2 separate regions of the Homo sapiens genome follow, and region 1 is linked to region 2. Evidence: read pairs that join two places in POLR2A ChIA-PET (ENCODE). Cell type or tissue: K562. All regions are shown on one strand. Links, peaks and the distances in the headings refer to the core of each region. The heading gives the core; the rest is flanking DNA. Region 1 overlaps LOC107986651 (a long non-coding RNA gene). Region 2 has its middle 140 kb from the start of LINC01625.

Region 1 (4,406 bases), core at 85-4,084, 180 kb after region 2:
GTGTCATCTCTTGCCATGTGGATGCAGAATATCATAATAATATCATTCCTATTCGTTCCAGTAAGGTTCATTTGACTGTATCTGCTTTTATTTTAAAATAGAAATCTTGCCCTGCTGTGGATCACACATTTTCCCACCCAAGTTAATTGGTAATGCCAAAAATGTACCTTATAATGGATTTTTACTAGGCATTAAAAATATATAATTGGCCAGGCACAGTGGCTCACTCCTGTAATCTCAGCACTTTGGAAGGCAGAGGCGGGAGGATCGTTTGAGCCAGGGAGTTCGAGACCAGCATGGGCAACATGAGACCCTGTCTCTATTTTATAAATAAAAAATAATAACAAAATTTTAAAATACATAATCAAGTAAGAGCAGCTATATTGAAACATTCATATAAACTCTAGTCAATACATTTGGTTTCTCAGCTATTCCTCCACAGTGAAATATTTGGTATTAAATAAGTGTATGTTAAGTGGTAATAAATCTTCAACTTCAGTCATTTCAATATTTTGCTAACCTCCAAGCAATTGACTTTTAAATTCATCTAATTTTTATTATTATGATAATACATAAAATCATGTTCATCAATACAAAATAGATCCATTTAGCTCATCAGTATTTTATATATTCATAAATTTTATAAAATATGAGGAAATTTTCATGGTATTTTCTGATGTGCCTTGTTAGAGAATAAAATTTATGCTTTTGAAAAATTATATTTGGTTACTAGTCTTTCCCTCTAGTCTTATAATTTTCTGACAAAAAATACACCCTCTACAATAAAACATAAATATTCAGAATTTGAAAACACATGACAATGATGAATTGGTCACATTTACATTTATTAACTATAACAAAAATGTAATATCTACCATCAGTAAGAACTTGCTATATGCCAGGTGCTGTGCTAAACACATTATGTGGGTTACCTCCCTTAATCCTTATAAAACTTCTGTGTGTGAGTACTGAGTACTATAAGTATTAGACCCATTTCATACATAAATAACATATGCTGTAGAGAGGTAAAGTAAATATACAAGGCTACCCAGCTGGTAAGTGGTACAACTGGGATATCAGTCACAGGTCTGATTCTAGAGTTTGAGCTCGTGCCACACAGACTAGTGATCTTCAGTTTAAGGGGGATGAAGGGTTACAGAGTTCTCTGAGAAGCTGGTTAAAGTTACAGGACCTCTCACGAGGAAAATGCAACCCCCCCCACACGTACACACACATTTTCACTGCATACAGTTATAAGGGTTTCTAGAACCCCTTAAAAACCATCCAGCATTTCCTTGGTATCCATAAGCCCTAAATTATGGCACTCCTATTTAAATATTTCCTTAAGTATTAAGGTGTAGGGATTTGATTGCTGACTATCTAAAGACATTGCTCTGCAAATGAAAATGTTACATGAATGTGGAGAAAGAGCAACCCAGATACTTAGACACCTGAATGTCCTACCTGTGGTCAGAGCCAGGGAGTCAGAAAATAAGGAGTCCTGCCCTACAGGTGTCTGTGTTAGGTTCTTCCAGTTACTGCAAGAAATGAGGGAGGAGTGGTGGTTGTAAGAATACACACTGGAGAGAGAACCTCACAGAAATAAGAACAAGCACTGTGGTAGGGCCAGACCTTTCTGAGCATGAAATTGGACAAGAAGATTGTGCAGGTCCAGAGACAATTCTCTGCCAGCAGCAGCAGGGTTATGTGGTGGGACCCCTGTGATCTGTCTCTGCTCATCCACTCAGTTCTCTTCTATCTAACTGATTTATTCTTTACTCCAGATTGTATGGTTCACACCTCGGGGACTCCCACGTGGAAGTGCAACCTCTGAATTCTTAAAAATTCCAGTTTCTGCTTCTTCATAACTTCAGGTTACCATGACACTTCATGGTTCTAACTTTACCTGAGTTTCTCTCTTGCATCTTCACAGCTACCATTTCCTCCTCTGGAATTAATGGAGTTAATGGTCCCATTCTCTCAGTATTTCTCAATTCAAGAGTCTGGTTGCAGCTGATGTCTTTTGCATGAGGTCAGGCCACAGGTTTTGAACCAGTTCATAGTCTGGCTGTGCTGACAGACACCACCCCTAATCCAATCAGCAGCAGCTGGTGGCAGAGAAGATAGGGGACTCCTCTAGGGAACTGAACATGCCCCTGTACTAGACCAGCATAGGGTCCTTTCCTCATGGGCTGGAGAATTTCCTGTACATAGGTATAGGGAGAAAATATCTAGTACAGACCCCCAGGATAGGCTGTCTGTGAAAAACACCATGCCACCATCTACACTTTGAACTGATTCCATCTACTATCCAGTCCTCCACACCGTTCAGGTGGGTGTATGTTTAGATAGGGATTAAATGGCAGTAGAAATCCACATTCCTGATGAAAGGCCAGGGATTAAGGAAAACATCTGGAGCTGAGACCGGCCAGGTGTGCCCATCAGTTGCATGTTGTCCAGGATACTTGTGCCAAGAGATTTTTGTGTCAAGCTTCAGGATACATCATACTTCCTGGTATATTTCACTGGTTGCTCACTGAGCCTTTTAAGGAGGAAGTAGCTTAAAGGGCACTGTGACACATGCAGCATAATAGAATTACAGAGTTAGACCTTTAAACATCATCTAATCTACCCACATATATTATGGAGAGGGAGCCTGGCCTGGGAGGAGCTAAGTGCTGTAAGAGAAGCACACAGAGAGTTAGCAGTGGGCTCCCCATTTCTAAGCAGTCACATTTGCTCTTTATTCCCTTGCTGTCTTTGAGAATGCTATCATTCTGTAGCAAAATTTTAAAAGAAAACTAGAAAAGCCTATCAAATAGTATCTCACATTAAGGTTTAACCCCAATTCATGTATATGTACAGAGTCTCTCTAATCACAGATAAATAATTTATTAGGAATAACCCTAGATTAGAGGACTCACTCTGTCCCTCTTAGACATGTGAATTAACCTTTATTTCTTCATATGAGAAATAATTCATTATGCAACATGTATTTATCTAACAGACACTAACTGAACGTCTGCTCAGTTTGGGCTCTAAGTGTAAAATGATGTATTAACAATTGTCTTTTCTTTATTTAAAAAAAAAAAAAAGGTGGCCAGGCGCAGTGGCTCACTCCTGTAACCCCAGTACTTTGGGAGGTCAAGGCGGGTGGATCATGAGGTCAAGAGATCAAGACCAATCCTGGCCAACATTGTGAAACCCTATCTCTACTAAAAATGCAAAAAGTAGCTGGGAGTGGTGGCACACGCCGTAATCCCAGCTACTCGGTAGGCTGAGGCAGGAGAATGGCATGAACCCGGGAGGCAGAGGTTGCAGTGAGCCAAGATTGTGCCACTGCACTCCAGCCTGGCGACCAGGTGAGACTCTGTCAAAAAAAAAAAAAAAAAAAAAAAAAAAAAGCTTTTATACTCTAGTAGGGGGTATAAAATAGCTGCAACACCCAAGGAATTATGGTAGCAAATAAAGAGAAGAAAACTCACTCTGCCTAGCTAGAAGGGGTCAGGGAAATCTTGCCAGATGGACATAACAAATGTAAAGGTGCAGGTATAGGAAGAGTTAGCCAAGCAGAGTGGGGCTTTGCAGGCAGACGAGGGACAGCATGGGGCATTGAGGAAAGAAGTACAGAATGAAGCACAGACATCAAGGAAAAGGCAGAGTGGGAATGGCAGAAGATGAGGCTGGTAAGTAACACTAGTACCAAAGAACTGCACACAGCATCCTTTCTGTCTGGCCATTGGCAATGAGTAATGCAGGCAGGTTTTTATTTTACAACTGTTATCCCAATGGCAGTATAGAGTACGTGCATGGAGAGCTTACAACCACGAAGACAAGTCCAGAGACTGATGCAGTGGTAGTGGGGCCAGAGAGGATTAGGCATATTCTAGAGACTTTTTAAAGTATAATTGAAGGTTTTGAGGTGGATTATAAGCCATGGGTAAGGATGTGAGGGGAGAAGGAGAAGTGGAAGATGCAGCCGTGATCCTGGCCATGGTAGGGGGAGCAGGAACTAGTGGGTTTTGTTTGGGACATTTGATTGAGGCTCTAGTAAAACAGCCAGGCCTAAAGTTCCTGTAGAAGATTAGGTAGTAGATCCAGAGTTCAATGAAGAGATCGGCTAGGAATGTAACCATTGGCATCTATAGGTAGGTGGTTCCCAAAACAGAAAGGAATGAGGGCTGTCAGATTTACCTGGGAAACTATTTCCAACTACATCTACCAACCCTTTGACATCCTCCAGTGCCATTCCTCCCATCCCCTAACTGCAAGCCATTCCAATTATTGGGTTTGTCAGCCATCAGTGGAGTACATTAACACCAGTGATAGAGAACAGGAGATAGTCTCCTTAGGGACACTGATATTTAAGGGGTAGGATAAAGGAAAAGAGTGGCAATAGATCCCAA
Region 2 (4,406 bases), core at 310-4,309:
GTCTTTCCAAAATTTAAGGAAGAAATAATATGTATTGTTACATGAACTCTTCCAAAAAAATTGAAGAGTTTGAATTCTCCCCATCTCAATGTATAAAGTTACCATTACCTTGATACCAAAACCAGGCAAAGACATTAACACAAGAAAATCCTATACCAATATCCCTCATGAATAAAAATGCAATTTTTTTAATTTGACAAATCAAATCCAACAATACATAAAAATGATAATACATCATGAAAGAGTGGGATTTATCTCATGAAAACAGTGTTGGTAAACAATTTTGGCTTAGCATTTGAAAATCAATCAACTTAATTTATCTTATTAATACACTAAAAAATAAAATCCATGTGATTATCACAGTAGAAGCATAAAAAGCATTTGACAAAATCCAACATAAATTTCTGATAAAAACTCTCAGCAAAATAGGAATATAAGAAAACTTTATCAACTTCATAAAAGACATGATGAAAAACTACAGCTAACATGGTACTTAATAATGAAAGATTGGTTATTTTCCCCTTAAGACCAGAAAAAATGCAAAGATATCTGAACTTATATCTAGTTAACATTGTAGTGAAGGTTCCAGCTAGTGAAATAGGGAGAGAAAAAGGAATAAAAGGTATCCAGATTTGAATAGAAGAAGTAAAACTCTATTGTGAAACAACATTGTGCAAAAATAACCCAGGAAACCTACAAAAAACCCTGCTAGACCTAATAGTGAATTTCTCAAGTATCTTTAGTTTGTTCAGCATGCTGTAACAAAATACCATAAACTAGGTAGCTTATAAACAATAGAAATTTATTTCTCACAGATCTGGATGTTGGGAAGTCCAAGATCAAGGAACCAACAGATTCTTACAGAAATATATGTAACCAAGCTAAATCCATGATCTCTGTTGTCCAGTGTGAGATTGGTGCAGTAATCAGGGTACAGTCTAGCTAACAAAAAGTAACATAAGAATAGTTCAATTTCCTCCCTTGAGTTTTCTGAATGCCATGAATTGTATAGTCTCCAGCGAGGCTTCTCAAAATTTCCATTTTCCTTCCAACACTTTTGTCATACTATGTTGGTTTTGGGCCACATTTTACGGAAATGTCTTCCCCTGGCCCATCTGCTTGTTATCCTTTTTCTTGTCATTCCTGATTCTGCATCACAAAAGGCTAAGCAAATAGTCTGGCAACAGCAGATCTGTCCATGGGAGTCAAAGAAAGGGGTAAGTCTGAGTGGGCAACAGTAGAATTCTTTGACCAATTCAAGGATGAGGAAAACCTGGGAACATTCATGCATTGAAAGGAAGAACACTGATGTGCTTAAAAGCACAGGCTCTAGAGCTAGAATTCTAGGATCCTGTGTCAGGCTCCGTTATTTACCAGCTGGGCGACATTGATAAGTTTATCTAACCTTTCCGAGCTTCATTTGTCTTATCTGTAAAATGGAGATAATAATCATAACTTCCTAAGATGACTCTTTGAGCATTAAACGATTTAATACATGTGAGGTACTTAGAATTACACGTGGCACATATGAGGCTCTCTAAGCTAGTACTTAATTGCTATTCATATGTATAGTAATAACTTCGGCACTTTCAAACATAGGTACTTTTTGAGACCCAAAATGGAATGGGCAGTCTCAAGAGATAGTGATCTCCCTATTTCTAGAAGTGACCAAACTGATATTAGAGGAATGCTCCATCAAGAAAGTACACATCACATTCATTAATTTGATACTGATTGGACCAGGACTGCATAGAGTCCCTTTCATATATAAGGGTCTATATTTCTGTGCATCTTTTCTGCCTTGGTTATTTTCTTCCTGTTTCCACCATTCATCCACCCCAGATCAGAGAATTTGAATTCTCTTAATCCTAGGCATTTTTTTTTTCTTTCGCTTGAAGGTGTTTTGTAAAAAAAAGCTTTCTTTCAGATAACAAAACTGACAATTCACAAAATAGGGAAATAAAAATATGTTAACCTCACAGGAAATCAAATATTTGATAATACAAAGAATGTCCCTGCCTTGTGTACACACAAGATTGTAAGCACTGAGAATTTTGTAAAAAAATATATAATGTTTTTAGCCAACTGACACCCACACAAAACAAGTCTTTCTGCAAGATGGATAAAACAGAAAAACGAATTCGAAGTTAATATTTTCTAAGTAGAGAATTTACAGGTATTCCACTATAAAATATGTTTCTCTGTTTTCTTCTTTTTCTACTTCTTTTGCATTCAGGGAAATTCTAATAAACAGTTCAGCTTTTTATCCTGGTGGTCAAAGGAAAATGTATTTTCTAATCAAAGGAAAATCAATGACAATTATCAGAGTTTTTTCCCACATCTAACCTTATCTCCTTTACTCTACGTCCCCAAATGGTGGGGTATTCTTTCAGTTAAAGGCCACCACCACCTTCTTTGAGAACTTGCCCCCCTCTTCCTATACCTTTAACCTTCCTCTCCTTTCTGACTTTCCCACTTCAACCTGCAAATATTCCCACATGCTTCACATTCACTACAAACCCTCCTTTGACCTTGGATCCACCTCCTGCTACCAACCAGTCTATCACTTCTGCATCTCTATTCATACAGAATATCTCTCTCCTCTTCCCTCTCACTCTGCAGACATTTACTCCTCCTTTTAGAATCATTCCATAGTTGTAACACCATCCATCTCCCACCCCCCAATAAGAGTAGTAAACATCCCTCATTGCCTCACAGAATTACCCCAAATACCCTATTGGTGTTATCAGTTTACCTCAACAGCCTTGAAAGTAGACCTAGGAGGCTTGGCCGACAAAGAAAGAGATATACATTGATTCCTTAGGGAATAAATGAATGCACCAGTTCTAGACAAACACATATGAAAAAGAACTAATATGATTATGTGTTATAACCTTGATAGGTACATTTTGTTGTTGAAACTTAAAATTTTTCAGATGAATAAGGCCAAGTCAGTAATCTCTTTGGCCCTGAATTCTGTGTAGGCAAAAATGTGTAAACTCCCACATGGAAATACTAGCCATAGTCTCGGTGCCCTCCAATCAGTAATACAATTGATAACACATATTTTTCCCTGGGCCATTTGGTCTAATCTTTCTATGATCTACATAACTTCTCTTGACTTTTTCATTCTAGAGTCTATACTCTAGATATTCCATACACAGACCAGCACACTGCCATGGGCATCCCTGGACTGTCACTTAGTCTTTCTATCTATGCGTACTGTTTTACCCACTGTCACAAAACTTCAGACACAGAACAGTCTGGAGAGGTAAGCTCTGTTTATCCAAGATCACATATTTTGTTGATTTTTTTTTTAGTTGGGGATTTTTTGAAAGTTTAAAATTTTTTATTTTGTATATCTTATTTATTTATTTGTTTATTTATTTGGAGTGCAGTGGCGCCATCTCAGCTCACTGCAACCTCTGCCTCCTGAGTTCAAGCAATTCCCCTGCCTTAGCCTCTTGAGTAGCTGGTGCACACCACCATGCCCAGCTAATTTTTTTTTATTTTAGTAGAGACGGGGTTTCACTATATTGGCCAGGATGGTTTTGATCTCCTGACCTCGTTATCCACCTGCCTTGGCCTCCCAAAGTGCTGGGAGTACAGGCGTAAGCCACTGTGCCCGGCCTGTATATCTTATTTTTTTAAGCCACCCTTCATTGAGACTTATTGTGGGATAGAACTAGAACATGAGCTTGGCTTACATTTTCTCATTCAGACTTTACCACAATCCTATCAAGTTCACACTACGATTATAAATTTCATCCCCATTTTACAATTGAGAAAACTGAGGTATAAGGAAATTAAGAAAGTTAATCTAAACCACATAGCTGGTAAGGTCTTGAGTCAGAACAGCTGTTTCCAAAGCAGACACTCTTAACCAATACTCTACAATGTCTCATGGAAAATCCGAGAATAGATATTCAGAGGAAAAACTGATGATAGATACTCATGTGTATTTAAAAAGAGAATGAGGCCTGGGAATATATTTCCTTATTATTTATAGAGTGTGTAAGTTTTTAAAAATGTAGAATAATAACATAGGGAACAGAAGAAAAGAAAAATACCCTAAAGATTTCTAAAAGAACATTTTGACCGAAAGAGGCTTTTCTAAGCAAGTAGTTTACTCCTGGGCCATTAGTCATGGATTTAGATTTTCTTTTGAGCTATTGATTAGCAAGTGAAATGCAATTTACAGATTTTGTTAATCATTGTTCTCTTGGTGAGCAAATTTTTCAATCTGTTTCAAAAACAGTCAAGTAATAGAACTAAAAAACCCCAAGCCAAGTTGGATGGGAGAGAAGAGTACTCAAACATTTGCACTGACATCATTGTTTACCTAGTGGAGACCCTCCTAACATTCTAGGAAGAATAACTCCTTCAGGAAGGGTTTCTGTTCTCAG

What was found. ChIA-PET counts read pairs that join two places held together with the same protein. Peaks named below come from ENCODE experiments on the same cell type or tissue, not always from the same donor. Only the 100,000 strongest peaks of a DNase experiment are listed, where the experiment ranks them.
Region 1: POLR2A ChIA-PET joins it to region 2 with 5 read pairs; 4 of 35 experiments call an interaction of 5 or more read pairs at or near these places.

What each region holds. Positions count from the first base shown.
Region 1 is chr6:139,431,910-139,436,315 of GRCh38, reverse strand. LOC107986651 (a long non-coding RNA gene) reads right to left here. Exons shown (of 6, transcript XR_001744382.1): 3 at 1,465-1,538. Among named protein-coding and RNA genes, the nearest start is that of LINC01625, 40 kb to the left of the region's middle. In K562, for the core only: no CTCF peak of the experiment used is centred there; a DNase peak (open chromatin) is centred at 2,095.
Region 2 is chr6:139,608,539-139,612,944 of GRCh38, reverse strand. No RefSeq gene overlaps it. Among named protein-coding and RNA genes, the nearest start is that of LINC01625, 140 kb to the right of the region's middle. In K562, for the core only: no CTCF peak of the experiment used is centred there; no DNase peak of the experiment used is centred there.